Regions from separate parts of the Homo sapiens genome. Here region 1 is linked to region 2. A link is a loop called in an ENCODE intact Hi-C map of the cell type or tissue named here. Cell type or tissue: GM12878. All regions are shown on one strand. Region 1 overlaps PC (pyruvate carboxylase). Region 2 overlaps SPTBN2 (spectrin beta, non-erythrocytic 2).

Region 1 (2,500 bases), 190 kb before region 2:
CAACCTTCTAGGTTCAAGCAATCCTTCTGCCTCAGGCTTCCAAGCAGCTGAGACTATCTATGGGCACCACCATGCCCAGCTAATTTTTTTTTTTTTTTTTTGAGATGGAGTTTTGCTCTTGTTGCCCAGGCTGGAGTGCAATAGCACGATCTCAGCCCACCGCAACCTCTGCCTCCCACGTTCAAGCGATTTTCCTGCCTCAGCCTCCCAAGTAGCTGGGATTACAGGCGTGTGCCACCATGCCCGGCTAATTTTGTATTTTTAGTAGAGATGGGGTTTCTGCATGTTGGTCAGGCTGGTCTTGAACTCCCAACCTTAGGTGATCCACCCGCTTCAGCCTCCCAAAGTGCTGGGATTACAAGTGTGAGCCACGTGCCAGGCCACACCCAGCTAATTTTAAAAAGTTTTTTTTTTAATTTTTTGGCAGAGACAGGATCTCAATATGTTGCCCAAGCTGATCTCAAACTCCTAGACTCAAGTGATACCCCTGCCTCGGCCTCTTAAAGTGCTGAGATTACAAGCATGAGCCACCACGCCTCACGGTGAATCTTAACAGCCTCATGCCACTCTGCAACCTCATTGTGACCTGAAGTATTTCTTCACTGATTCATTCCCTCAGACATTTATTTAGTTCTGGTCTTACGCACTGTACAGAGTGCCAGGGAGATGTGGGGACAAAAGAGACCAGGGATCCTGTGCCCAGGGCCCTAACAGTGTCTATTAAAGGAGACAAGACGGGTCAACAAATCTTTATAACATTAAATGCTCTTTGCTGAGGACACAGACGCCACGGAGACCTCATGGAGAGCCCCCTGAGCAGGACGATGGGTGGGGCACAGACAAGGACAGAGCTGAGGGAGGTGGCTGCCCGGGGAATATAGGGAAGGCATTCCTGAGCCTACTCCTATAGGATGTGGAGGAATGGGGACAAGTGACCTTCCCATGTGAGCCCTGCCCACACCCCGTGCTGCAGGGTCGGCAGGAAGCTGGCTCCTCGTGCGCCAGGGGGCAGTGTTGGCCCTGAAATTCTCACTGCTTTCCAGTGAGGCTGGGATGGAGCAGCCACCTCACTGCAGGCCCTCGGGACCCCTCACTCTGCTTTCTCTGAGACCCCCTTTGTCCCCCAGTCCACAAGTCCCGAGACCATGGCGCCAGTCGCCTCGGTGCCACCCTTTCCCCCTCGGCTGCTCCTTTGAATAGAGGGTTGCCAGGGCGATGAGGAGCCCTGCTGGCACTGTTCACTGCTGTTCGTCGCCGCAGTGCCACTTGGAGCAGCCGGCGCTCCTGGGGGCCCAGAGCCCGGACAGCTGAGCCTCGGCGAGCACCCGTGCTGTGTCTGTTTCCGTCTTTGGTATTGTCTCTCTCCTGTCTTCTGTGTCTGTCACCTGCATTGTTTCCAGCGTCCTCCCTTCTGCCCCCCCTGCCCAGAAATCTCAGCCTCAGTCTGTCCTCTCTTGGGTGCTTTGATATCAGCCGTGGCAGCCCTGAGAGCCAGGTGGAGTCGTTCTTTCATCTGTCCCTCTTGGCTGCCAGCCCTGGGGCCCGTCGGACATGTTTAGAGCAGAGCCGCCTGGGGAGAGCGGCCCCATCCGTCAGAGCTGCCACCGCCGCAGCCCCGAGTGCTCTGCCAAGAGCTCTTTCTTTCTGGTTCTGACCTGCTTTCACTGGCAGCTGTGGAGCCCAGCTGGGGCTAGGGGCACAGCCTGGTGCGGGTGCTGGTGCTGGGGGCAGCTGGGCCCATAGGAAGTAGGTGTGTGGAGCTTTGTTGGTTCGGAGGTTCCTGGGGCCTGTTTCTGAACCACACTTCTTTCTTCTCTGCCCTCTGCTGCTCTCCAGCACACCTCTGAGGATTTGCTGAGGGACCCAGGTGCTCTGCTGGGCTTTCAGAACCAACTTGCTGGCCACCCGCCCCTGAAGCAGGGCCTGGTCTTTCCCTTCCTCTGCGGCCTCTTGCCCACTGCTGCCCTCTGAGGCTGCAGGAGACGCTCTGTGAGGACAGGAATATGTAGGACGAAGCGATGTGGGGCCTCAGCTGCAGCAGCTCTTAGGTGGCGCCCTGCCCTGGTCCCCAGAAAGGCTGCTGAGCACTGGGGCCACGTTGTTGTCTGGAACAAAACTTGGGGGATGATGGCCTGACAGCAGGATTCTGTGCTCCTTCTGGTTGCAAGAGGCATCCTGGGAGATGTAGTTCAGGTCTGAAGTAGTGGGATTTCAGGGACATTTTGATGATTTATTAGACAAATTGAAACTGCCTTGGCTTATCTGGGACATGTGACTGCTGACATTGTTCGTCAGCTCTCGTTGGGAAGCTCTGAGTGCCACTGGTGGCCCTGCTGGAGGCCAGGCCAGTGACAGTTTTATCAGAAGTGGGGTTTTTGGTTTTGGTATTTTGGTTTCCAAGTGCCTGTCACACTGTGCTCCTGATGAAAGCCGTGACTTACTCCTTTAGTTGAGTGAAGAGTCCATAGGCCAACTCTGATGGGTCCGAGCTCCTGCTCTG
Region 2 (2,500 bases):
CAGGGTTAGAGTTAGGAGACAGACCCCCTAATAATTTGACGATGAGAACTTCAGTAAAAAGAAATATTAATTAGGCCAGGCACAGTGGCTCATGCCTGTAATCTCAGCACTTTGGGAGGCCAAGGCAGGCAGGTCGCTTGAGGTCAGGAGTTCAAGACCAGCCTGGCCAACATGGTGAAACCCCGTCTCTACTAAAAATACAAAAATTAGCCAGGCGTGGTGGCGCACGCCTGTTATCCCAGCTACTTGGGAGGCTGAGGGCTGAGGGAGGAGGATAGCTTGAACCCAGGAGACAGAGGTTGCAGTGAGCCGTGATCATGCCATCGCACTCCAGCCTGGGCAAGCCTCTGTCTCAAAAAAAAAAACAGAAGTATAAATTAGTAAAAGGTGGTAAAGAGAACTCTATAGCAGGGGTCAGAAAACTTTTTTCAGTAAAGCACCAGATAGTAAATTTTTGGGGCTTCATGGGTCGTAAGGTCTATGTCACAGCCCTTCAACTCTGCCCTTGTAAGGAAAAGCAGCTGCGGATTATATGTAAAATAAGGGGTATGGCCAGGTGTGGTGGCTCACACATGTAATCCCAACACTTTGGGAGGCCGAGGTGGCCGGATCACTTGAGTCCAGGAGTTTTGAGACTAGCCTGGGCAACATGGCAAAACCCCATCTCTACAAAAACTACAAAAATTAGCTGGGCGTGGTGGTGGTGTGTGCCTGTAGTCCCAGCTACTCAGGAGGCTGAGGTGAGAAGATTGTTTGAGCCTGGAGAGTCGAGGCTGCAGTGGGCTGTGATCGTGCCACTGCACTGCAGCCTGGGTGGCAGAGCGAGACTTGTCTCAAAAAATTTTTTAAAAAGGGGTGCAGCTGTGGTCCAATAAAAACTTTATAAGGCTAGGCAGTGGGCTGGACTTGCTGGTCCCTGCTCTGAAGAATGCAGAATGGGAAGTGTAGGGAGCAGCTGACACCTCTGGGGTTGAGGAGTCCCCCAGGAAGGAGCAAGATGGCTGAGTCTCAGACCTCCTTGGAGAGGGCGGAGGCCCACTGAATGGCCTGGAAATTTGCTGGGGTATCACAGGCCAGAGCATGTCTGAAGCCAGCAAGCCAAGGCTGGCCAGCAGGAAGTGGCCACTAGAGTGCAGCAAAACTTGCCAGAGAGTAAGAGCCACCGGATCTCTTGCGCACTGTGGACAGTTTTGCTGTAGGAGGAAGAAAAGCACCTTGGAACCGTGGAATGCCCCACATCTGCTAGGCATTGTGGTGTCCCTCCAGCGCCCTCTGCTGACAAGGCCTAGATTGTGCCTGCTGGCAAAGGAGGAATGTTTCCAGGGGCCAGTTCCAGTGTCTCAAAGCAGGGCCACGATGGATTGGGGATGGAGAGACAATGAATTGATAATGGGCACAGTTATCACACTACCCTGGATTTTTTAATTTCAATCTTTTAGATTCGCGGGTGTGGGTGCAGGTTTGTTATAAGTTATATTGTGTGATGCTGAAGTTTGGGGTGTAATTGAACCCATCACCCATGTAGTGAGCACAGTACCCAATAGGGATTTTTTCAACCCCTGCCCTTGGATTCTTGTGCATATAAAGTTCGAGATCCACTGATCCAGCCCATGAGGGGATGCTCTCCCTGGGTGAGCTGCAGTGATGAGCAGCCACAGTGGGCTGGATAGAGACTGGTTGGTGTCTCTGCTGGGCATGAAGGCGGAAATGCAGAGCTAACATGTCCTTCCTCCTGGCGGTTTGCAGATGCTGGAATGGGAGATGGCTGTGAGAGAGAAGGAGGTGGAGGCAATCCAGGCCCAGGCCAAAGCACTGGCCCAGGAGGACCAGGGTGCAGGGGAGGTGGAGAGAACCTCGAGGGCCGTGGAGGAGAAGTTCAGGGCCTTGTGCCAGCCCATGCGGGAACGCTGCCGGCGCCTGCAGGCTTCTCGCGAGCAGCACCAGTTCCACCGCGATGTGGAAGATGAGATTGTGAGTCACTGGGGCCAAGGACGGCAAGCTGCCCCCAGCCATGTGGTTCTCCAGCCTCCCTCCTGGATGCCAGGGAGATGCCAGCAGGGCTCTATTCCCTCTTCTCTTTGGCATTGACCATCTCCCCTATAGGGAGACTTGGAGATGCCTCCCAGAACCAGAGATGACTGTTCCCCACACACAGGGCGGTAGCCCCAGGTGTCCCCACTCCCACTAATCAGTCCCTGCTGCTTGCCTTGCCCTCTGGGCCTCCACTGACCCCCTCTTCCTCTTCCAGTTGTGGGTGACAGAGCGGCTGCCCATGGCCAGCTCCATGGAGCATGGCAAGGACCTGCCCAGCGTCCAGCTTCTCATGAAGAAAAACCAGGTGAGGCAGAGGCTGAAGGCAAAAGAGAAGTTCCCAGGAGCCTGCCCAGACTTGGACGTGTTTTTTCTTAAGACCAGGCCCCCCTCGATGCTGAGTGTAACCCTGGACTTCAGTGGCTGTCTTTCCTCACCTTGGGAGGGTGGGTCCTCTCAGTAGGAGATA

What was found. Peaks named below come from ENCODE experiments on the same cell type or tissue, not always from the same donor. Only the 100,000 strongest peaks of a DNase experiment are listed, where the experiment ranks them.
Region 1: a loop joins it to region 2, with 19 times the contacts of the local background. A loop is called at or near these places in 39 of 110 quality-filtered maps.

What each region holds. Positions count from the first base shown.
Region 1 is chr11:66,881,846-66,884,345 of GRCh38, reverse strand. The region is part of intron 3 of PC (pyruvate carboxylase); the gene reads left to right. Among named protein-coding and RNA genes, the nearest start is that of LRFN4, 26 kb to the right of the region's middle. RefSeq lists enhancers at 895-1,632, 1,633-2,370. In GM12878, a CTCF peak has its summit at 999 (motif pointing right); no DNase peak of the experiment used is centred here.
Region 2 is chr11:66,693,610-66,696,109 of GRCh38, reverse strand. It overlaps SPTBN2 (spectrin beta, non-erythrocytic 2), which reads left to right. Exons shown (of 38, transcript NM_006946.4): 22 at 1,747-1,971; 23 at 2,249-2,338. Among named protein-coding and RNA genes, the nearest start is that of RBM4B, 17 kb to the right of the region's middle. RefSeq lists an enhancer at 793-1,293. In GM12878, a CTCF peak has its summit at 1,244 (motif pointing left); a DNase peak (open chromatin) is centred at 1,189.